Regions from separate parts of the Mus musculus genome. Here all the other regions are linked to region 1. Evidence: chromatin loops called from intact Hi-C (ENCODE). Cell type or tissue: heart. All regions are shown on one strand. Links, peaks and the distances in the headings refer to the core of each region. The heading gives the core; the rest is flanking DNA.

The links. Hi-C counts contacts between places; a loop is a spot of excess contacts. Peaks named below come from ENCODE experiments on the same cell type or tissue, not always from the same donor. Only the 100,000 strongest peaks of a DNase experiment are listed, where the experiment ranks them.
Region 2: it touches region 1 in a loop (7-fold over the local background); 3 of 42 quality-filtered maps call a loop at or near these places.
Region 3: a loop joins it to region 1, with 2.7 times the contacts of the local background. A loop is called at or near these places in 6 of 42 quality-filtered maps.

Annotation. Positions count from the first base shown.
Region 1 is chrX:169,977,077-169,985,576 of GRCm38, reverse strand. Mid1 (midline 1) reads right to left here. Exons shown (of 10, transcript NM_001290505.1): 5 at 3,544-3,692; 6 at 1,494-1,621; 7 at 435-578. It overlaps G530011O06Rik (RIKEN cDNA G530011O06 gene), which reads left to right and starts at 6,660. Exons shown (of 2, transcript NR_029457.1): 1 at 6,660-7,291. In heart, for the core only: no CTCF peak of the experiment used is centred there; DNase peaks (open chromatin) are centred at 3,636, 4,586, 6,256, 7,016 and 3 weaker places.
Region 2 is chrX:169,858,184-169,866,683 of GRCm38, reverse strand. It overlaps a transcript of Mid1 not described here. Among named protein-coding and RNA genes, the nearest start is that of Mid1, 17 kb to the left of the region's middle. In heart, for the core only: a CTCF peak has its summit at 3,613; a DNase peak (open chromatin) is centred at 3,613; H3K27me3 peaks cover 505 bases.
Region 3 is chrX:169,879,107-169,887,606 of GRCm38, reverse strand. It overlaps Mid1 (midline 1), which reads right to left and starts at 7,988. Exons shown (of 10, transcript NM_001290505.1): 1 at 7,698-7,988. In heart, for the core only: a CTCF peak has its summit at 3,568; a DNase peak (open chromatin) is centred at 5,576; H3K4me3 peaks cover 136 bases; H3K27ac peaks cover 203 bases; H3K27me3 peaks cover 447 bases.

The sequences.
Region 1 (8,500 bases), core at 2,335-7,334:
TACATCCGGGCTGGTGAGATGGCTCAGTGGGTAAGAGCACCCGACTGCTCTTCCGAAGGTCCAGAGTTCAAATCCCAGCAACCACATGGTGGCTCACAACCATCTGTAACAAGATCTGACTCCCTCTTCTGGAGTGTCTGAAGACAGCTACAGTGTACTTACATATAATAATAAATAAATCTTTAAAAAAAAAAAAAAAAAACTACATCCATGTGGTTTTCCGGAGGTTGTTAATTTCATGGGTATTTAGTCAGCTGTTCTCATGACTGCGATACAAGTGAGCATTATCCATTCCTTGAACAGGAAAGAGAAGCCGATAAATATTGTCATCATGTTCAGTCCTCATCATCTCCTTTCTGTGTTGAGATCCCTTCACCCAGCTCATCTGAAAACAGTCGTCGAACGCGGAAGGGAATCAGCCGAGAGATACTCACTGACAACATTGGCTTGTCCGGTGAATATGGTGTACTGGAGCTCGTAGGAGACCACGCTGAACTCGTCCTCTGAGGTCCAGTGGACGGTGATGGTGTCGTAGGAAGCGGTGCAGAGCTCTTCTCTAATCGCGGGAGGGTTGGGAGCTGTGGACATCACACGCATGTCAGCGGAGCAGCAGATACCATTAGGACGACAATTTGGAGGTATTCGACTGTCGAAGCAGGTCTTCTTCCTAAACAGGTCTAGCACATTTACTAACAGGAGGTTTTGGTTCCAGAGCGCTTAGCCGTCTACTTAAAGAATGTTTTCTTGGTTTATCTGTTGTTGATTTTTCTGAGCGGTGTGACTAAAGCCAGCCAGCCGGCCGCTAAGACGTCATCTCGATTTATCATGAGAAGATATTTATGAGAGTAAGAGAACAATAGCTTCTTGTGTATGAAGAAAGATAGATCAGAGAAAAAGTAACCATGACAGACTTTCATAATGTCATTCTCATTTGGTAGGGGGTGGGGGGTGGAAATCTTACTAATCAAGGACTATAGGATCGACATTTTAGGTATTGTCGGACAGACTTCTGCTCTCGCACCTACTTAACCCTGCCATTAGAGCGGATGTAGATGATTTGTACTTAAAGAGTACGACCAGACTCTCATAAAATCTTATTTACAAAACAGCCACAGGGCCTGATTTGGCTTGAAACCCACTATGCCAATCTCTCGTCCACATGCCACCAGCTATTTTAAAAAATATCACGGTGATCTGCTAACAAATCAACAAGTCATTTAAATTCTTCCTTTATCTTTATTTTCTTGTCCCTGTTTCTACTTGGTCTGTGTTATTCAGGTTAGAATACAGCGTGGACATTCATCTTTATAGGACTATCAGATAGCATTTCAAAGACTGAAGCACGTGTATGGGTTTTAGAAGATAAGTGACTCAATGGTAAAGTGAATACACACTGTACTAGAGAGAACATAAAATTTTAGAAGATAATTGACTCAATGGTAAAGTGAATAGACACTGTACTAGAAAGAACATAAAAGAGAGTAAGATGATACCTGTTAGGTAATCCAGACATTCTAGCAGTTTCTTCTCCCGGGAAAAATCCAAGGCAAAAGTGTCAAACGTGTCATTGAGGTTGATTTCGGGAATTAGGACCTGGGAGGATGCAGTTGCCATGGAGACTCTGTAATTTAAACAAGACACTGTTTTAAGAAATGTCAAGGTGCCTTTTATCACCACTGTGAAGGAGTGAGAACCAAACCAAAGGAAAAGAAATATCAGGGTTTTAAAAAGTACCCCCTCTGAAAAGGCGTCACGTGCGAACGCAAACAACCTCACAGAGAAAGCAGAGGAATTGGGAGAGGTAACCCGGTGCCACCCCCCCCCCCTTCTTTAAAATATCCGAAAAAGTCCCCACGGAAGCAGAAGAATCTTCATATTTCGTGCTGCTGTGTATTTGACAGCCCGGCCCGGTCACATCGAACCCCGGCCAGAAGCGCACAGCTTCAGGCATCTCTTCACACATCTGTCTGGGAAACTGTCTGTTCCTTTCAGACTCGCCCCTGCCCCACTTCCAAGGGGAGTCTCCAGAATTTCAAACTGCATCAAAGGCAGAGTGAAGATGAAAAAAGAATGTCTCCAGATCTTGGATTAGTTTAATCAATTACTAGCCTCTCTCTAAAATAAACATGAAAAGGGGGGGAGGGGTTGTCTGGCTCTTTCTCGTTGTCCCGCTATTCGCCTTTTTTCCCCCTACCGTCTTCCCAACAGATGCCACGGAAAATATTCCTGAGCTTTCTCAGAAATTCCCCAGTCGGCACACAATCTCGTCCCTACGCTCAGATTTTCTGGTGAGTGCTCCCTTGTATAAAGCGTAAAGCAAGGTATGTGTGTCTGTCTCCTGTGTGCTCTTGAGTTCATTTGGAAAGTGACTGACAGCAGAACAATCTAGCGGGTGCTAAAATGCAAGTAATTCTGTTTACACAAAGAAAACCATGTCTTGAATAATGCTACTACTGAGCATAGAGAATGATCTAGACTTATCTTGATGTGTTTTATGGTTTTGTTGAGTTCCATAAACATTAGGACACTGGTTTTGTTTCGTTTCGTTTCGTTTCGTTCTTGTTCGTCTGGTGGAACTCGAAAGGCCTTAGCTATAATTGCAATCACGTATTTTCTTATAAAGATCACTGATGCCCAGTTGCATAAGATCTCCACACTAGCTGGCGATACTGAGGAAGATTTCAGGTGCCTGCTCTCACATTTCATGCGAAAAGCTGGGTACGATCAAGTTATCCTGAGCAGTATAGACACTCTTGTGTCTTTTAATAGCTCTTAAAACTTTGGATATTCACGAGGACCCTAGATCTTGGCTGGGAGTCTATCCATACAATAGAAATAGTACACAGCAACAAAAAAGGAATGGAGCAGAGGCACATGCCAAAATACGGACGAACCATGCCAAAATCACAATGCAAAAAGCCGGACAAAAGGTGTTGGGTCCTATGAGATATTCGGAATAGGTGGAGCATTTAAATTGTATCCTGTCACCAGTTAGTTTTACTTGATGAGAATCTCACAACAGTGATAAAGAATACCTGTGTAAAATAACCCCAATATGGTTTCTCCAGCTGTATCTCTGGCAGAAATTTAACGTTGTTACCTAGGGAACAACATAGATTGTTTAATCTGAAATGCCCTCATCGAATTGATAGCAGGAAGAAAGTCTCAGGCCATTTAAACTAGATAAATGAAGTATTCAAGTAGCAACGGGATTGTAGACAATGTAACATCACCTCCTGACTCGATCACCAGGAGTAATTGAAGAGCATCATTGTGATGCTTTTCCTTGACTAACTGTGACATTCAAATGAATTAAATTCACAGGACTTATCATAGCTAAGGCTGAAGGCTGTCATGGAAAGGGTTTTATCATGTCGAAGGAAAGCGTTCTTAGCTGGAGCAAACCAGCCAAAGCTTCCATTCTCTCTGGCACTCGACCTCTAACAGAAAACAAGTCAGTCGGAGAGCAAGGCCGACCAGTCAGTCCCACGCAGATATGAGCCACCATCAGCCTGACAGCTTCCCAGCTGTCCCTGCACCCACCTCTCAGTGATATTCTTTGCTGTCTGTAGAAAACGGGCGTGGTCATTTTCCTTCAGCGAGTGCTCCGCTTGCGAGATGAGCGATGCAGACCTCTCAAGGCACTGTTTACAGTTTGCAATCTGCTGAGCTAACTTGCGGAGCCTGATCACCTGGAACGAGAGAAGCACGGCGGGCGAGGTCACACGTTAAGGATCGATCGCTTGGGAGGTGGCTCAGGGCTGAACCCTTCAGAGGCGTGAGGTCTGTTCTGTCTAAGCAGAGAGAGGTTGAAATCCGGAAGGCAAATTTTTGGAACTCGAACTTTCAGTCTTTGGAGAAGCCTTAGTCACCTGTTTGATGAGGAGACACTAATTCGTGTCAGTGTGACACTAACTCACACTAGCATCGCTCATTACTTCTCTGTTGAAGGGGGGAAAGGTGTCCGCTGGCAAGTGACAAACGGTCACCGAATCTCTTCCTTCTGCCATCCTACCTAATGACTTCAGGACCTTAGAGAACCCTGGAACTCTCTCCATCTCAGGTTTTCAATATGCCTTTAAGAAAATAAAACATGTCTGTAGGTGTGAATTCGAGGCTTAAGTTAAAAACAGTGAAAAAAAAATCCTACAAAGTTCTTTGTAATCCACGTAATAAAGTTGTGACATGAAAGCATTAGGTATTCCTATTTTCCATACTGCCTAAAACCTGTGTATGAAATTAACAGAGAGGGAGCATTTTCCCATTGATTGATATTTTTCTTATTGAACTGATGAGAGAAAGCCAAAAAAAGCACAGCTGGGCCATTTCCTCTCACTGTAAACGTCATTTCCAGTCACTCTGTGCTCACTTGATGAGTTGACTATTTTGATAAGCATTTCCCATTTGGGATAAAACACACACTTGTTTCACAATCTCCATTCTAGTTCCCGATTCTGTCTTGCTTGAAAAAAAACCAAAAAAAAAAAACAAACCTTGACCGTATTGACTGTAATCGTCCACGACCTCTCTCTCCGGCAGGTCAAGAGAAGTCCAGGGGAAGCCGCTTGACCGCGGCTCTGGTGTCTGAAATGTGCCATAAGCTGAAGCCCTCCAGCCAGGAGCCAAGTTAGAATTAAAATTCCAAGTAATTGGAATCACCTCGTGCCTACCGGCCCCACCTACATGCAAGGGGACAGGTTTTGGCTGGTTTTCTGATAATTCCGGAATGGAAAATAGCCTTGGGTGAGAGGGTAGGGAGGATGCCTGGTTAATCTGTCTTACAGACAAGGCAGGCTCAAGCTCCCTCCAGAATTCCTGCTAACTTCAAGAGATTTTTGCTTTCTCCAAGTCATGACTATTATCCCAGGACAACTTTAATCTTGGAGAAAAAAAAAGGAAGGAAGGAAGGAAGGAAGGAAGGAAGGAAGGAAGGAAGGAAGGAGATGTCAGATCTGTAGAACCCTAGGGAATGTCCAATTCCAAATGTGTACTAAGCAAACGAAGGAAATGACAGCCGAATCGAGAGGTGCTGAGCCCAAGATTTCAGACAAGGCTGAAAAGAGTCCATGAAAATGACGAGTCAGAATGAAATGTCCAGACTTGGCAGCTAAGAATATGTGATCTTGGCAGCATGGTTAAAAACACATCGTTCATTCTAAAGGTAGGTCTTGTCCCTATCAGGAGAAGTGTGTACCCGAGTCGAACAAAATAACACCATTTCACACCAGATAGAACAGAGCCTCTGGCAACATTATCTAGAGAGTCGAGGCAGCCCTCTAGCCTAACTCAGGGTGTTAGAACACATCTATTAGGAACTGTCAGAGGAAGGGAGAATTCCAGAAGGATAAGTTAATAGTCTCAACCATAAACCAGATGAGTGGAATATTTAATTACATAACATCAAGAAGATTTAAATGGTACGGCCAAGTTGAAGGCAGATGATAAAATTCTCACCAAACGAGATGAGGTCAGACTACTCTTCTGGCTTCATTTCATGTCACTCTCTTAGCCTTTGAATAGGCACAGCAGAGACCACACGTCTCAAAGATGACGGCTCTTCAATGTCATATTTTTCAGGTTTTTCCTCTGAGGCTATTTGGAGATTAACGGTGATGTTTAAGGACAAGAAGAATAACCGAAACAGGAGATATTGATGTAAAAGAAATTGAGAGCATACTGTGAAACTGCCACGATCTTCTCGAGTGGACTTCCATGTAGAGCGTACTTTTCATTACAGGTCAGTTGACAGTTGCCTCGGAGATTCACAAACACTGTGTGCGATAGAATCAGCTGGGGATCTTTCCCAGGAAAACTCTAGATGTCTGGGCACATCCTCTGGCATTCTAGTTAAGGAGCTGCCATTGGCAGAGCCACAGTAATTTGCATTTGAACGAGCAACGCACGTTTTTAAGTCTCCGGGTGATGAATGACTAGTATGGTCGGGACCAGCATTTCAAATATCAATCTCGCTTTAATCTTTAAGTCCATGGACATCTGTCATGCTTGAATGTCACTCAGACCCTTTTGTCCCTTCTTACCTCGATGGAACTCCCCAGGCAGAGGCCAAAACTCAGTCCCCACGGAAGCAGAAGAATATTCATATCTCGTGAAGCACATCAATGATAATAAAAGATAATAAAAGATAATAAGAGAAAAACGAACGTGCACGTAGATGCTTTGAAAAGGAATCAACGCTCACGGAAACCAAAAACAAGTGTCCTTTGAAAAAAGGAAAATCGAACGGTCACGACCGCCGCATTCTCCTCTGTCACCACCGGGTGGCGACAGAGAGCACGCCGGGAAAAAACTTCCTCCAAGGGGTCGGATTGCCCAATTTCTTCTGTAGCTGTTTTCTGTCACATAATTGTCTACGAGTTTACCTCCAAAACTTATTGATTGCATTCCCGTCTGTGTATTTCTTCTTTGAGTCCTTTTTTGTCTGTGATTTCTTTATCTCTAAACTGTTTCTTTTCAGGTCTGTGTCCTCTTCTGCAAAACGAATCTTACCGGAAATTAGATAATGCTGCTGATTTTGCTGGCTGTGCTTTTAGAAACTCAAGATTTCTTGGCTTGCTTCGGAAATGAGCTCAGCACCTCAGTTTTAAAGAAAAGAATCTGAAAATAGCTTCTTGTTCTCCTTGGTGTGCTCCAATGGTTTTACTTCTGCTTTCCCCTAACCCGGCTCCTGGGCTCAGCGCTCTGCAATCCAATCTCACTGTGGACTCCTGTCTCATCTCTGTGCCTCTGAGGCACCTGTCTGGTGTGATAATAGAATGAGTGGAGTACGGGTCCTCTTAACGACTGACTTGTTCCAGAACCTCAGAACTGAAGTTTGCCAAAAGCTATGATGCCAGGCAGACATCGGCAATACTCTTTTCCCGTCCCTCGTAATGAATAAGAAGCCTTCTGCAGTCTGTGGCGCTGAGGCACAGGCCTGGTTTCTGCCTTCCATCCGATCCAAAGCAATTCCAGATTCTTCCAGGATGTTTTTTAGGCACAGGCATCGGAACTGCAGGCATGCCCGTATCTCTTCAACCATGCCTGTGCTTCCAGCCACAGTTGTGGCATTGCACTTTCATGCCATTCCTGCTTCACCGAAATGCTGCTCTCATTTCACTCTTCACCGTTGGAGTCCATGTCTATTAATGGTGTATGTCTGCAGCGGAGTGAGTGCTACAAAAGATGGACTCTACCTATAATCATGGCCCAAACTGGAATACCTTTTATTACTATCCTCTAGCTCCTGAAAGGAAACCCCAGGCCGTGAAATTCAAGCTGCAGCTGAGTAAGGGTAAGTAAGTACGGTTGCTGCAGAGGTATGAAAAAGTGCCACTGCAATCTGAAGATGGACTCTTAGCGAAGTCCACATCGGCACCTTGGGAATCTTTCAGTATGCTACCTTCCATACCAAAGGAACTTTGTAGATGTCTAGGTTAAGAATCTTAAGGGGTTGGGGTGGTCCAGGATCGTCTGGGTAATCTCTACATAATTCCTAAGGTCTTTATGACAGAGAGACAGGACGGTTCATGTCAGTGAAGTAGATAGCAGGATGAAGACAGAAGGCAGAGTGCTAATGACTTAGTTGTGAGCCAAGGACCATGGATGACCTCCAGAAACTTGACAAGACAAGCATAGCTTACTAACATTGCCTTTAACCTATGTAGCCTTTAGTACAGTGAGACTGCTCTCAGACATCAGAACAGTAAGATAATCAATAAGAAGGTTCTAAGCTACAAAGTTTTGGTAATGTGTAATAGTACGATAGAAACCATCATAAGAAGAATACGTAACCAATTAAACAGGAGAACAGAGGCTTTTTAAAAAAATTTTTTGAGCTACATTGCATAGATTAACAAATATACCAAATGTAAATTTCTTACACTTCCAGATTACTAGACCGTTAAATTCGAGAATTTATCACCACAAAAATAAGTGTTTGAGGTGATGAATATGTTACTTAGCTTGATTTAATTATTATACATTCTATTCATGAACCACAGAATCATGTCGTATCCACCAACATGTACACGTATAACTTGTCAATTTAACATTAAAACGATAAATTTTCTAAAGAAATTTATGTGGGCATGTAGAGTATTGATCCTGGCATGCAACCACTTGACAATAGCAGATTATCTTCTTGGAACATAATAGCAACTAACCATGGCAGAAAAACAGGCATCTGAGAAACTAGGAGACGAAAGGAATGAGAGATGAGTCCACATGATGAAAGAAGATGCACTATGCGGAAGTATATTCTCAGTAGATTCTAGGTGGACACTTACTGCCAGAGGCATTGAGCAAACATGGTGCCATGCTATTGGGAATTTTAAGAAATATGAATAATTCTCTTTCGGTTCTTCACTACTCTTTGTCGAGTATTTTACTACAGCAACACAAAATGGACCAAGGCAGGTAGTTAAGAAGGGATTATGACGAATGCAGAGAGTACGATTTGTTTTTAACTTTCAAAGCTGTAGATGTTGGAGAGAAAGTATAT
Region 2 (8,500 bases), core at 1,128-6,127, 120 kb after region 1:
TAAGCTGTACTACAGAGCAATTGTGGTAAAAACTGCATGGTACTGGTACAATGACAAACAGATAGATCAATGGAATAGAATCAAAGACCCAGAAATGAATCCACATACCTATGGTCACTTGATCTTTGACAAGGGAGCTAAAACCATCCAATGGAAAAGCATTTTCAACAAATGGTGCTGGCACAACTGGCGGTTATCATGTAGAAGAATGAGAATTGATCCGTTCTTATCTCCTTCTACAAAGCTCAAGTCTAAGAGGATCAAAGAACTCCACATAAAACCAGAGACTGAAATTTATAGAGGAGAAAGTGGGGAAAAGCCTCGAAGATATGGGCACAGGGGAAAAATTCCTGAACAGAACAGCAATGGCTTGTGCTGTAAGATCAAGAATTGACAAAAGGGGGCCTCATGAAATTGCAAAGCTTCTGTAAGGCAAAAGACACTGTCAATAAGACAAAAAGGCCATCAACAGATTGGGAAAGGATTTTTACCAACCCTAAATCTAATAGGGAAATAATATTAAATATATATAAAGAGCTCAAGAAGCTGGACTCTAGAAATTCATATAACTCCATTAAAAATGGGGTACAGTGCTAAACAAAGTATTCTCAAGTGAGGAATACTGAAGGGCTGAGAAGCACCTGAAAAATGTTCAACATCCTTAATCATCAGGGAAATGCAAATCAAAACAACTTTGAGATTCCACCTCACACCAGTCAGAATAGCTAAGATAAAAAATTCAGGTGACAGCAGATGCTGGCGTGGATGTGGAGAAAGAGGAACACTCCTTCATTGCTGGTGAGATTGCAAGCTTGTACAACCACACTGAAAATCAGTCTGGCAGTTCTTCAGAAAATTGGACATAGTACTACCGGAGGATCCCGCAATACCTCTCCTGGGCATATACCCAGAAGATGCTCCAACCGGTAAGAAGGACACATGCTCCACTATGTTCATAGCAGCCTTATTTATAATAGCCAGAAGCTGGAAAGAACCCAGATGTCCCTCAAAAGAGGAATGGATACAGAAAATGTGGTACATTTACACAATGGAGTACTACTCAGCTATTAAACACAATGAATTTATGAAATTCTTGGGCAAATGGATGTATCTGGAGGATATCATCCTTAGTGAGGTAACCCAATCACAAAAGAAGTCACTTGATATGCACTCACTGATAAGTGGGTATTAGCCCAGAAACTTAGAATACCCAAGATACAATTTGCAAAGCACAAGAAAATCAAGACGAAGGAAGACCAAAGTGTGGATACTTCATTCCTCCTTAGAATAGGGATCAAAATATCCATGAAAGGAGTTACAGAGGCAAAGTTTGGAGCTAAGACGAAAGGATGGACTATCCAGAGACAACCCCACCCGGGGATTCATCCCATAATCCGCCACCAAACGCAGACACTATTGCATAAGCCAGAAAGATTTTGCTGAAAGGACCCTGATATAGCTGTCTCTTGTGAGGCTATGCCAGTGCCTGGCAAATACAGAAGTGGATGCTCACAGTCATCTATAGGATGGAACACAGGGCCCCCAATGGAGGAGCTAGAGAAAGTACCCAAGGAGCTAAAGGGATCTGCAACCCTATAGGTGGAACAACAATATGAACTAACCAGTACCCACAGAGCTCATGTCTCTAGCTGCATATGTAGCAGAAGATGGCCTAGTAGGCCATCATTTGGAAGAGAGGCCCCTTGGTAGTGCAAACTTTATATGCCCCAGTACAGAGGAATGCCAGGGTCAAAAAATAGGAGTGGGTGGGTAGGGGAGTAGGGCAGGAGAATTGTATAGGGAACTTTCGGGATAGCATTTGAATTGTAAATAAAGAAATTATCTAATAAAAAGAAAGGAAAAAATGTGAGGTTTTTAAATATATGTTGAAATTAATAGAAAAATTTCTCCCAGTTCAGTTGAATAATCTATAAGAGATATATATTTGAGTTACCTTATTCAATTTGATGTAGAATTTTGGGAAAAATAAACAAGAAGGGTTTACAATAATGAGATTCCTCAAGTAATATGTAAAGTTTGTTGCAAAATGAAGAAGAGGAGGAGGGGGGAAGGTGGTGGTAGAGGAGGATGGGAGAGGTGGGGGAGGAAGGAAGCAAGAAAGAAAAAGGGGAAAACATTCATTAATGTAGAATTTGCATTGGCTTCCTCTCTCTCTCTCTCTCTCTCTCTCTCTCTCTCTCTCTCTCTCTCTCTCTCTCTCTCTGTCTCTATCTATCTATCTATCTATCTATCTATCTATCTATCTATCTATCTATCTATCTCTATCTCCCTCTCCCTCTCCCTCTCTCTCTGTGTCTTTCTGTGTGTGTGTCTCTGTCTCTCTCTGTCTCTGTGTCTTGCTCTGTCTTTCTGTGTGTGTCTCTTTGTGTCTCTGTCTCTTTGTCTCCCTCTCTCTCTTTTTCTCTCCCTCTCCCTTTCTTGCTCTCTTGCATTTGGAAACAGGGTTTTATGTAGCTGAAATTCACTATCTATTCCAGGATAATTGTGAACTTCTGATCTTCCCCTACATACTTTTCCAGGGCTTTGTTTGCAGGCATGAGCCAACAGACCCAGGTTTATGAAATGCTAGAGACCAAAGCCAGGGTTTCTTACGTGCTAGGCACTAGGCAAATATTGTACAAATGAGTCATATCTCCAGCTCTGGCCTCTATTTCTTGACACAGTGAATTTCCTAACTATGGGACCTTGAAATTTGTAGCATGTGTACCAAAACAATGGACAGTTGTTTTAGATGCTGTCTTACTCAGTGTTCTGTTGTTGTGAAGAGACAAGATGACCACAGCAACTTTAACTGGGGTTTGTTTACAGTTTCAGAGGTCTATTTAATTATCATCATGGTGGGGAATATGGAGGCCAAAAGCAAACATAATGCTGGAGAAGCGGCTGAGAGTTCTGCCAGGCAGCAGGAAGACAGAGCCATATGGAATAATAGTTTTCTTTCTTTCTTTCTTTCTTTCTTTCTTTCTTTCTTTCTTTCTTTCTTTCTTTCTTTCTTTCTTTCTTTCCTTCCTTCCTTCTTTCTTTTTTCTTTCTTTCTTTCTTTCTTTCTTTCTTTCTTTCTTTCTTTCTTTCTTTCTTTCTTTCTTTCTTTCTTTCCTTCCTTCCTTCTTTCTTTTTTCTTTCTTTCTTTCTTTCTTTCTTTCTTTCTTTCTTTTCATTTTATTTAAATTAAAAAAGGACCTTTGGAAGTGTGTGGGGTATTTTGTTTGTTTGTTTTGTTTTTGTTTTTGTTGTTATTGTGGTTGCATTAACACAGAGATGACAATAATGAAAAATTAGCCAGTGCCAGTAGAAAAGTATCCCTCTTTCTACTCCAACTAATTCTCTTTCATTTAAAAGAAGTTGAACAATATTAAGAGCTTAAAAATAGAGAGAAAGGCAAAATACTGATCAATCAGGTTTTTTTTTTCTTTCGGCAGTTCTTCTTTAACTATAATTAATCATCCACTCCAAGCAGCAGACCACCAGGGAACTGTATTGAAGAGGAGAAAGTCAAAGCAAGAGAAGGGAAATCAGTCTTACAAACTTCACCAGTGAAATTTGGACCCAGAGTGAAAAGAGGATGACAGCGTCAGAGCAGCCTCTGGTGGCTGAATGTCAAAAGCTCAAGAAGTCTCATGACCTCCATGCTGCACAGGCATAAGATGTTGCCAAAATGAAAGTTACTACTCATAAGACTTCAGGGAAGCAGCCCAGACTTGCTTTAGTTGGAATGAAAGTGAATTCATCAGTCTCAAGGCCAATTGCAGATGGGCTGGGGATTAGATGCTGAGAAACTGGACCATTCTTGCCATGGGTTCCATTTTCCTTACTCCTCATTGGTGAAATGTACAAAATATATCCAACTCTCCAAATACTTCAAATAGATGGTCAACTAGTAGTGACTGACACCTGGACTTTTCATTTTTAAGTCTTGAGAACTTTTAAGCAATCTAAATACTTTAAGCCCTTGGAAGACTGTGTTCAGAGGTCTGTCCATTAGCAGGACTTGGATGCATTTTTTTGTTGTTACAACTCTCCCAGCTGGAGAACATCTGTTTAGGACAGAGAACCACACATTCCTAACTGATAGTATTTCCATTGAGACATTTTGTCTACCATGTTTAGAATTTTATCATCTCATCTGTGTCAACTGTGGTGTTCAAAAGAGTGCTCTGACCTTCCACTCTGTTTCTGATGGCATGCTTACACATAAGGCTAGACTGCTTACTTCAAAACCAAATATTCTACAGCTTTAGAGAATACTCAGGAGTTTCAGACTGTGGGAAGGTAAGTTTGTAAACATATAAATACGTGTTTTAAAACTGTCTTCAATAGAGTTCAGCTGAATTTAGTTTTGGTAATAAACCATCTTGGGGTTGCCAGAACTGATGGAATTCTTATAGGGCCACGTCATTTGGGTCAACTAGTCTTGGTAGTCTCTTGGTAGGTCAGTGTCGAGTTACTGCTCATTCATAAAGAAAGAAGTATCCTAGTTCAGAGAAATGTTAGTATTTGGGTGACCTGGGCTCCTATTTAATGTCAGGAAAAGAGACAATAATTATTTGGAAGTACAAGGAATCAAGAATAATGTACCAGCAACGCTATACCTCAATCTTGACAAATGGGTTGGTCATAGGAACTGGCAGAACAATGGCATCTGAGAACTTTTGATACTTCCTATTCTGCTTTCTATAAGTCATAGACTTCCTCCTAAATCAAAAAATTCCCTTTTTGAAAAACAGAAAGGGAGCAGGAGGAGGGGGGTGGGATAGGGAGTTTCTAGGGGGAAATTGGGAAAGGGGATAGCATTTGAAATGTAAATAAATAAAATATCCAATAAAAAAAGAAAAACAAAAATGGAAAGAATAATATAGGTGCCTAAAATTCAGGGGCCAGGGAAAAGATAGAGAGGGTTCTCTTGTACAAAAACCTTCTTATTTGTTCTGCACTGGGCACCTATTTGTGCATCTTATTGCTAGCTCATTAAAATGTTTCTGCATAGGGTGACTGACTTATGTAGTCCCAATACTTGGGAAGATGAGGCAAGAACTTTGCCATGAGTTTGAGTTCAGTCTGGGCTACAAAGTGAGGCTCTGTGTCAACTTCCTCCTGAATAAATAGTGCCCTTTAAGTGCACTGAGAAAGGAATGTTGACAAAATGAACCCGTTCCGAAGAAGAATTCCAGAAATGTGATACTTAAATTTCAAGAGACCATCCTTTCTCCTTTTACTTAATCATTTCCCTATTTTTCCTTACATGATGAAAGTGTGGGCAATGGAAGCACCAGTAGCAACATAAAACCCCTGCATAGAGTAGCCTTCAGTATGGCCACAAAGGCCCATTAAATTTGATCCACTCTTTAGCATTCCTCCATTATTACCTCAAGTATTTGTAGAGAAAGAACTGGCTCTGAAGTTTTCATGATCACAGTTACTCAGCCCAACTTCCAAGCATGACACAAACTGTACCCTTTCAAACTGAGAAAGTGAATGAAGCCTAGATTATGAGGGTCCAAGGCAGGCATCAAAAGCCACATTTCATTTAAGCCTCTCCTGGCTTCTTGTCACAGTCATTTCTTTCATTATCAGTCTTGCTTTCTCATGCATTTGCTTCCTGTCATTGCTACTACACAAGCCTGAAACATCTCAAGTTCTGCTCAGACTCTGAGGTACAACAGCACGGCAACTTACTTTCATGATTTGGTAACACAGCAAGAGTATATACCCTTGACTGAGGCAGTACCATGGCCTGAAGTTCCAAAATAACAAGGAATCAATCAGAATCAAAAAGGAATCAATCCATTCTCTCGCTTCCATTCCATCAAGAAACCTTTGTGGTCTGAGATAACCCACTGAACTCCTCACCAAGGCAGTATTTGAACTTTACTCTGATAAACCATTAAACCCTGGTTATTGGCTTTTTTGGTCACCAAATTGAATACTGTCTAAGGACAACATCAAAGACCTTTTCTGCTAGCCAACTGCCACAGTGACCATTACTTGGATTTCAACACATGTCCTTGGGTTCAACTTGAATGCTCTGCCTCATCTATGTATACATGGACTTCTCCATGTCAGGCTTTTCAGGTAGAAATAGGAATCCCATCCTCAGGCAGTCCTGGATTCACAACCCCAAAACATATGGAGTTGATTCTCATGGAGCCATTACTGTCAAGGAATGGGACCTTGTTATCTCTCACAACAGGGAAATTTAGAGACTCATTTTTCTAAGTTCCCCTGAACACTCCCTGAGATGAACCTTAGCTACTGGGGGGTGGGGTAGGGCATGCAACTTGATATTGCTCTTTACCTGCCTTTCCAGTTGTGTTTGATTTAATACTCAAGCCCCAACCATAAGGTTGCTCCTCTGTAAGACCATTTAGCCTGCAAGATTCCTCCAAGAAAGTTTTGCTTTAGGATCTGCTAGGGAGGGTACGTGTGTGTCAAGCTAAGACAAGCTTCTATTCTGTATCAGGCAGTCTCATCCTTTCCTGCTCCAAATTATGATGGTTCTACAATTGTTTTCTGGCAGAGTTCAAATCTGCTCAGTGGTCCTTGTAATAAGAACAAGCTGGGATGGGCTGAGTGGTCAGGATCACAGAAAATTACTTCCAGCTTTTTGACTGACTTCAAGAGGCCAGTGTGTATAAAGGTCTGATATAGTCTCAGGGAATATTTAACTATATAACGCAACATGCTAATAGAAATGGAAAGAAAATTTAACAGAGAGAAGAAATTAAAAAAATGCACAATCTTTCCCCATTTCCGACATTAAGCAAACATTTACAGGGAATGCATTTTAACCCAGTTTCTACTAAAAACAGAAGTTCAGGAGAACATTTTTAGAGAAGTGAATATTTGTCACTTGTTTCATTCTTCTAAGAAAGTTATGGGTGGGAAAAGTATTTTTTTTTTGTCAACTGAATTTGGTAAATAAATGAAGATTTCTTAACAAATGGCAACATCTTCACAAACCTTTATAACAGTGGTTTTCAACCTGTGGGCCATGATCCCATTTGGGTCACATATCAGATATCATGCATATCTCCTAGTTACATTATGATTCATAACCGTAGCAAAACTACAGTTATGAAGTAACAACAAAATAATTTTAAGGTTGGGGGTCACTGCAACCTGAGGAGCTGTATTAAAGGCTTTCATCATTGGGGGGTTAAGAAGTATTGCTCTAAAATAACATATATTGTAATTCTTTGAGAAAACTGTTTGGAAAGTAGCATATAGCTCATTTATTTATTCATAGAGGTTTTTGTTTGGTTGTTTGGTTGTTTGTTTGAGACAAGGTTTCAGGTAACACAGCCTGGTTTCAAACTTTGTCTATAGCTCAGGATGACCTTGAAACGAGTTTCCTGGCTTCAGAGTGCCAAAATGATAGGGCTGTGCCACCATCCCTAGCTCCATAGGTCATTCTACAGAATAAGAATGTGAGGGTGCCTCAAATTTCATTAGTGAAATAAGAAGGCAGGATCTTTTTAATTTACTTTTTGTGAATTGGTCAGTCACAAAGCCAGGTAGTCACCTTCAAGGACAAGCTCCTATATTAATACAACATCAAAGTACCCTTTCTTTCTTTCTTTCTTTCTTTTTTTTTTTTGTATGTAAACAAAGTTGGAAATGCCTAGAAGTGTTTCTGTCAGCCATCTTTACCACAAAAAAATGAACATTTCCAAAAACAGTTCTTGTCTTCCACATGTATTTATTACCTTGATTTTAAGTTACATATACTCCAAAATGTGTGGGACTTCTTCCCTTCTATAACTATGATTTCAAACTGAACATGCTCAGGAATGTATTCCTTAATTGCAAGGCCTAGGAATGTGGCCACCTACAAAATTCTTTCCTACATGAATGTCTACAGTGTCCCTCAATAAAATCTATTCTTCTTTTATTCAGGAATGACATCACATTATCTCTCATGCACTCCTTACCTGTTGCAGGTAATAATCTTTCTCCATTCTTTTACTTCTTAGCTGTGCTTGTCTTGGCGCTACCTTCACTGATAGGGAAACCCACTATATTTGCTTAACATTAATTTCTTAATTGGAAGATAGAAGAATAGATCACTCTTGAGGTGACTTCACTATGTCCCCAACATAGTATTGTTGGATACGTTATACATACATATGACCTAATGTTTACATGGTGAATTAGGTTTCTCTGACATTTTCCTAGGTCACCCACACACTTCATTCAAAAGGGTAATCTTCAGAAGTAGGTATGCAATAGGAGTTCTCATTTAAATGTTGGTAAATGTTCATCTACAAATCTGTGTCTTCTAATTCCCCATATTTTTAATTATCATCTCCACATTTAGATTTTTGCATTTATATTTGTTTGTCTAGTATACCATCCTATAAAGTATGTGGAATTTCCCCATTATTACTCCTACAAAGTGAAGTGTATGTGTGTATATATGTACATATGCATATATCTATATATTTATATGTATATATCACATTGTGTTAGGCACCATTGGAAA
Region 3 (8,500 bases), core at 1,207-6,206, 97 kb after region 1:
AAGCAACCACAAAATACTTTAAGTTTTTTTGATACTCATCAATTACTCTTTACCATACCACTGACCACTCAAACATTCTTTCTTCTTCAGGGCCACTCTGATCTTTATATTTCCCATCTTTCTACTAAGGTTTACCTCTCATGTTTCCATAAAACACTTAATAACTCTCTCTGTGTTTCAACACCTGTATTTGGATCTGAGAATTCAAGGATACCTTAGATGTGATTCTTGCTCTAAAGTAACTCAATTTCAAGATAGCCAGAGCTATAATTAACTGGAAATAGACTATCCCAAATATGAATGTATATAAGGGCCACAGCCATTTCCTCCTGTTTATTTTAATCCAAATAGCATACAAAGAAAGTCCTCATAAACAACCCGAACACACACATAGCATCATTGTTTCTTTGTTACTCCTCTGTGGTTCTCTGGCTGTCATGCATAAAGGCTCTTCTGAATCCACAAGTTCAGAGAGGATGCTGAGAAAGGTCTAGTGAATAGATCTGAAATATAAGGCAAGCATGCTAGCAAATCCTGTCTGTCAAGACATGACCTGGCCCCTAAATATTGTCTCCTGACAGGGAAGTCATGTGTTTTGTAGCTCTGGGCTCCACTGTTTGAAATTCTTCACTGTTTGAATTTCCCCAATTAAAGATTCATTCTAAGGATTAAAAGGCTATGACAGTTTTATCTTATCTATATGAATTCTCTCCCAACCTGCCCTGAAGACCACTGTCCTAAAGAAATAGAGATGTGGTATGTGTACAGGGAAGGGGAGGCAAGAAAAGGATAACAGATAGGCAAATATGGATTCACTGCATGTTAAATTAGGTCAGGTGGGGAGATACCTTGGAGGGACCAGAATATCAGAAGTGAGAGAGAAAGGAAAAAAAAACTAGTGTAAACTTTTTCTATTTCAAATATTGCTAAAACTGTTCTGGTATCAACAAGTATGGTAATTGTTTTGTATTTCCATCCTTTATAGAATAGTAGCATGTTCGTAAAACTCGGAACTTGATCTCAAATTAATCAGATTGAATAGCTTTCAAAATAATGAGTAGTGTGTGTGTGTGTGTGTGTGTGTTCATGAGCATGGAGTATGCACATGATATTCCTCAGGAATACTATCCAGCTGCCTTTTAAAATAATGTTTTTATTTATCCTTTGATATATATATATGCATATATGTATATATATGTATACACACACATATATATATAATAAAATTTTAAGCATACCCATATTCTTATTTCCCCTTCAACTTCCTCAAGACCCCACCCAAAAAGGTCCCTTCCCAACTTCATGTCCTTTGTAAAATAAAATTAATCTTGATGTGTTCTTTTAGTGCTACCCATGTGCACCTGGATCAGGGGCTACGCACTAGAAAATAAGCTCTCCCAGTGGCCATACTCTAAAGAAAATTAACTCCCTGCTACAGTAGCCATCAATATACAAATAGAGCACCTTCATATACATGTTACAATATTTACTGTCATCTTCTTCCTTTGAGACTGTCTTTTATTGGCTTGCAGTTCACTAATTCTGCTAGGCTGATATGCCAGTGTTCCATACTGACTCCTAGTTTCCTCCTTCTTATTGCAGGGAACACAATGCACTACTATTCCTAGCATTTTGATGTGGTTCTTGGGTATCAAGCTCCTTTGCTCAGGTTTGCAAAGCAAACATTTTTCTGGCTGAGCCATGCCCACAAACCCTTCAAAGATAGTGTTTCAAAATGTCCGTGGCACAGATCGTGGTGGTACATGCCTTTAATCCCAGTACACGGGAGGCAGAGGCAGGTGGATTTCTGAGTTCGAGGCCAGACTGGTCCACAGAGTGAGTTCCAGGACAGCCAGGGCTACACAGAGAAACCCTGTTTCGGAAAAACTAAAAAAAATAATAAAAAAATGTCCATGGCCTAAAAAAATGTCCATGGCATCATTTCTCACTTGAAAAATTTCTAGTTTCAAACAAGAAACTTGAAGAACACACTTATATAGGAGTCAAAGGTTTGGTGAGTCTAGATAATATTTGTATAATTGTATATCTCAAAGGGTTAGAAAAAAGGATTTTAAAATGTTTTTGCCATAAAGAGTTGGTAATTTGAAGAGACAGATACCTTTAACTTAATTATACAGGATATGGATGCACTGAAATATCACATGGATCTCATTAGTATGTACAATTTTTATATTTCATGCATCAGTTAAAGATCAAAAAACATGATACATATGAAATGTCAGTGAAACCCATTATGTTGTGTGCTTACTAAAAAAAAATCAACTACAAATAAAAGTACAGTACAAAGCATACACTCTCATATGCTAAAAATAAACTTAAAGTAAATAAAAATATATTGGAATACTCAATAAAATGGAACATGAAGCATTTATAGAGTTGGGACTCTGTATTAGGTATTTTCTCTGATAAATTGATTTTAGCAAAGAAATCATGAGTGTCTACAAGTGAACATGGAAATAAAATGTCACAAATACAGATTATTTCTCAGCTCCATTAAGTTCAGTAAATTTTAGGCAATCATTAGTTTTTAAAGGGATTTTCATCATTACAAATAAATATAGGGAAGAACAAGCAAACAGCCATTCTTCTCATGTAATAATCTATATTATACTACTGGTATCAAACCTATATACTAGATTGGAAGTACTTTGAAGTCAAGGATTCTATCAAACTATGTTGAGAACCCAAAAGACATCTGAAATACAAAAATCACTCACTGTGTAGTTTCTTCTAAATGAACTAAGTAGATTAATTCTGGAAGTGCTCAGTAAATTTTGAATGATAAGAGATGGGAAGCCTTGGTATTTTATTTATCATACATAGCTGACTGAATATGGAATGTTTAACAGTCACTTACATGCTACAATCAGGACCACTTACTGCTTTTGCCTTTTTAACTCAGAACCTGTTTTTTTTTTTTTTTAATATAGTTTTGTTTTGTTTTTGCACAAAGGAGATAAACTTTTACGGTTTTAGTTTTTGATTATTTTCTTTTTAGTAAAGTTCCCTCTTTTTTGTGTGTCTGGGTACCACAACTTTTTACTTCCTTAACACCACTTACTGGAGGACTTTAAAGATCTTAATGTTATGTCAAAGAATATCTTCATCTAAGGGAAAAAGAAATCTTTAACTCTGATGAGCATCTAACAGCGTGTCCTCTAGTTAAACGAAATGTCTACATCATGCCAGTTAACAAGAGTCAGTAAAGAACCTAAAACAAAACCGGTCAGATGAGTTTGGTTTCAGATGAAAGGGGCTGATAATAAACCAAAACTCTTCCTCAGAAACTTCCCCACATCCACACAGATTAGGCTCCAGTTTGACCTGACTCTATCACTCTTGCTTTAATCAAAGTGTATTTGATATCCTCTTCCTTGAGCGAACTAGTTTTCATAGTAGATTCGGTCACAAGGTTAAAGAATTGGTAACTAATCACTCTTATAAGCAGAGTAATCTCTCTGGTCCTGCTTGGGTATGCCTGCAGTGGTGTCCAAGGCCTAGGTGTTCGTCAAGGAAACTTCAAATCTGACCCCTGCAGGTAGATAAGTGAAATACACACTTCCAGCCAGATCCTGGCATTTCTTTTAGAGTCTGGAATTCTAAAACTGACAACACTCAGACTAAGCACAGCAGAGATACTGACAACATTTACATATTTTAGCCGTCTCTTTCATCTTACAATTTTCTCTGGGAGCGTAGCAAACAGTTGATTAAGAAGAATTTAACTTACTTTTAACAAATATTCTGACGTGGTTAGTCATATTTTTTTTCTTATCTATTGAACTCTAACTGACTTGGAACAACTGGGATACTCAAATCATGTGGACAAAAAATATCCTGATTTGGCCCATCTTTTCTTAATCAAACAAATTACTCTCTGACCAAATACTTCCCCACCCCCCTCAACAATGTAAGCCTAGGTTTCCATAACTACCTTGGATGTCTATTTACCACACAAGGGATCAAAGCCAGGAGGCATCCACAGGCACAGCTCGCCTTCAAACTTTGCAGGAATGTCTGCGGATAGCATACAACTACCAATTAACAGATTTGTTTGAAGCCTATGCGGTCCACAGCCAGACAAACTCAGAACATGAGTCACGCTGAACACTAAGGAAAAACCAACTCAAAAATTACTTTGAAACAACCAACAAATATCTTTTCGTTGACAAGTCCTACAATGGTAACATTTCCTGAAAGATAGGCAGTAGAAAAACAAATAAAATCTTAACATACGCTGAAGACATCAAACTCTCTAAAAGCGTATACAAAAACTTAAAACATCTGTTAAAGGGGACCCATTTCTCAGATACACATTTAAAATTCCAGTTATAGCATCTTCCTATTAAGTGTCATAAAACTGCCTGATCTTAATGTTGGGACAAAGGAAATCAGAAAGGTCTTGTCCTTTAAACTTCTCAAGGCTTTCATTTCTAAAGAAATGAAGCTACACAGCATACTCGAGACATTGTATGCTAGTAACAGAACAAGAGGAAAGGAACATTGATGGAGAGGTTTTGGTTTTATTTTACAGGTAGTCTTTCTGGGTGGGTGAATTCCAGACTAGGAGACCAGCCTCTAACTTGCTGTTCTCATTATTTTTAATCTTTTCTTTTTTTTCTTTTTTCTTTTGTCTTTGCCTTCACTTCACCATTTGTTCGATGAGGATCAAGCTGCCCTTCATTCTCTCCATGGAGGTGTGGTTGAGAATAAATAGATGATATTTGTAAAGGACTTTCTAATCCTCTGAGGAAAGATTACTGCCAGGACTTTCATTAGTAAGCCAGATGTCCTTGGGCATTTTAACTCCAATCTAAAGAATGCAAAATGGGCTGACCAAACTCAATCACAGCTTCCTTGCATCAGCAGCATCGTAGCCTCACAAAAAACAAAATAGCAGCTGGGAGACCAAGAGACTAAAAGAAAAGTCATCTCAGCTGCTTAGTATATTTCTCTAAAGTTATTGGGATTCTAAAATCCCAAAATATGCCTGGTAGGGAATTTCATCTGGAGATTCTATTTTTTTCCAACTTGAGAATGAAATATTTGTTCTTAGTCTGTGGTGGGACAATTAATGTGACTTGCTATTTAGGGAGGATATTTGCAGTTGTGGGAATGTCATAAGCAAACCTGTTGTTTTTGGCTGGACTTCTATAACAGGTGGCCATGCCTTTCCTTTTGCCTGGGAACGCAGCAAATTCCTTCTCAAAGAAGAATCTGAAAAGTTTTCCATTTTTTTTTTTTGATCAAAGTGCCAAGAGAGGTTGGCACACTTTAAAATGACTTCCTGATGAACTTGTCAGGTTTATGTTTGTTTGCTTGCTTGTTTCATTTACCTTATAAGAATTTTGACCTGCACTGTTTGTGTGCTGACAATCTGGTAAGAGCCCAAACTTTCTGAGTCTTACACACAAACATGTAGCCTTCTAATTGTGTTGGCGAGTTTTGGGCTATGGAGAATTTCTAACTAGTTAGTGGTAGGGATCTGTCCTGGCTTGCCACCCCACTGTTCGGCATTTGCACAGCCCTAGGGACGGATCACTTACCAGCAAGAGGATTGTGTTTCATTGCTGAGCTGATGACACATGGGTTGGTTTGATAGCTAACCCTGCAAATACAGCCAGGGGCTGCTGGGCCTAAGATGACAAATTGGTTGGTGGATGTTATTCCTCTGCCTGAATGAAGTGGTAAGGTCTCTTCCCCTCCCCCAACAAGAGAAACAAGAACAAATCTGGGACTCGCCCATGCAGTAATGCTACCATCTCATGCCTGGTTTCTTGTATGAACAATGATCGCTACTCTTGCATCTCCTCCCCCAGTCCCTCCCTCTTTTCAACTACCCAATAGGCGAAAGAACAATGTTATATATGTATCCAGAGATGTGGGATGAAAAGATGGTCATTCATTAAATAACTAAGGAGTTACTACATGCCTACTTGTACAGTTAAAACTTCAACACTGGGCTGTTTGCCAACTTCATACAAATGCCACAGTTCCACATGGGAAAAATCATCCCAAGCTCTGGACAAGCCTGCCTGAGGCATCAGACAGAGGGAGTGTCACCCCATTCCAGAGGAACTGTGTGGGCACAAAGATTCTAAAAATTGAGTTCACACATCACCGAGGACAAGACAGGTGGCTTCACACAGCATCAAATAACTTCTTTGTTCCGGCTTAGGACCTTTGTGAAAAATAGTATTGTGTACCTATTCTCTTTCTTGCTCCTATCCAGCAAGCCTCCTTGCCCCTTTTGTCTATCTCATGTGCTTGCTAGAAATTCAAAGAATGAGGCTGCTCTATAAGATCGCAAAACTTCGAGAAAGCCAGCCTCTGCACCACTCTCCAGCTAGGCAGATGCAATTTGCTGAAAGCACACACACAGTCTTTCATGTGCTTTTTTCTGTACTCCTGCAATTTCCCAAGCTCGTCCAGAAGAGCAAGTTAGCGAATAAGAAATGTGAGGGCCTTTGCTCCTGACCTTTCATGCAGGGCCTCTGCTTTACCTCTGCGGCAGTGAAACGGAAAGTCGTAAACCCCTTGGCCCAACCACTCATGGGAAGGTTTACTTTCGCCTAAAGTGAACACTTTGGGGTGGGGCACACCCAACTCAACTGGAAGAAAAAAGAGAAGAGGTTTTCCGGTGACAAAACAGATGCTCAGTTTCCCACCCGGAGTTACTCCGCTCTGGCAAGAGTAACTAGCATTCCTCCCCGGGAGTCTCTGTCCTTCCCAGTCACTGAAAGGCTTTTACTTTTGTCTTTCCCTTGTGAGTATCGATCTCGGCAATAAAACATTGACGTAAGATTTTTTTTTCCAACTGTGATAGAGTTGTAAATTACACCCTCTTCTAGGCTTTGTAATCCAGTCTTTCCTTTTCTCTTTTTCCTCAACGGCAAAGCTATAAACCTCATAAACTTCTACCTAAGTTGATAAGGAATTGTATCCCTATGCCCTAGAGCGACGGAAGAAGCTGCTGGCTTGGAATTCTTCACAGAGACACACTCAAGACCGGTCTCCCTTCAGTACTTCCGGGACTGTGTTCTTACGTCCAGCAGCAACACAAAATACAACTCCTAAAGTGCTAGAACGGTTTTTAAAAAAGTCTGTAACACCCCCCTCCCCCCTCCCCGCGCCTGCCTCCGCTGGAAGTGCAGCTTGTTCCATCCAGACTGCTTTCGCCTTCTCAGCCTCGGACACACAGTAAAGTGCTCAAAACGTGAAAGCAAAATAAGATAAGAGTCCCAGCGTGCTTCTTTGTCAGACTGTGCAGTTGTCTTTATTCTAACCTGAAGCATAATAGGGTAGAGGCTAAAAGCTTGAGATGAATCCAGCACAATACATTCCAGAGGCCCGCAAACTGGAATTGATTTGCATATTCCACAAACCGCTCTGAACCTTTTACAAAGACTGCCTGACATCAGCAACCACTCTTAGAAGCAAAAGCTGGCGCGGGTAGGTAGTAAGGACGAGGCAGTGGGGTGCCGGCAGGTGATGTGCTTTCTAAGGTAGCCTTAGGAAGAGAAGGCAGTCCCCTCCTTCCACCTAATGGATCTGCTGGAACGCTGCGTTTGATCACTCCGCCCGCTCTGGGAGTAACAGGTCGCAGGGGCCCCAAGCTAAAGCCCTCCTTCTGTGGCTGGCGCCAGCACAGCTACAATCACAACCCCCAAGCTTACCTGCCTCATGTTTAGAATTCCATGACCCATCCGGCAGGGAGCAAGCTGCTCGGAAGCGCACCCGCAGGCTTCCAAGCGCAGACACCAAAGCCGGCAGAAAAGCCCACAAGACAAAAGCAACTCGGTCGAATCCACAGGCAGCAAAGAGCACGTTTTTCGTCCCCCTCCCTTTTTATTCTTTGATCTGCTTCTAGACGCTCTCTACCCAAGACAATGTCAAGTTTCTCAACCTTTCCTTTTCCAGCCTATGAAAAGTCGGGCGCAGGCTAGCGAGGACCGCCTGGCTCTTATTTCAAATCAGTTCACAGGGACGTCGTAGGCGGCGGGCTCCGGTCGCGGAGAGCCTCGCCAATCAGGAGCAGTGGGTGGACCTGGGTGCAGGAGAGGCTGCCTTTACCAGGATTAGGGCAGCTTTCAGGAGTCAAATGACTGGAAGCAGCTGGATGTTGTGTCAGAGCTCCCCAAAGTAAAGGATGAGTTCTATTCTTGTCTAACAGACTGCATCTGCTCAAAGCTTAACTAGCTCCGGGCCTTAAACCCTTGCACTTTAAGAGCCCCTTAAAAGCATTAAAGCATTTTAAAGGTGAAGAATGATTTCAGCGAGAAAACCTCAACCCTCAGGACCCAAAGATATTTTTTAAAGTGTATCTTGTTCTAGATACCTAGTTTTGTAAAAACAGTGAAGGGAAAAACCACACTGCTGTAAGTATCACTCTAACTGAAATAAGCAACCAAGACAGTTACCCACCTCGTCTTCACATAAACTCTATATCCAACCTAAAGAAGCAAATGTTAATGGGACT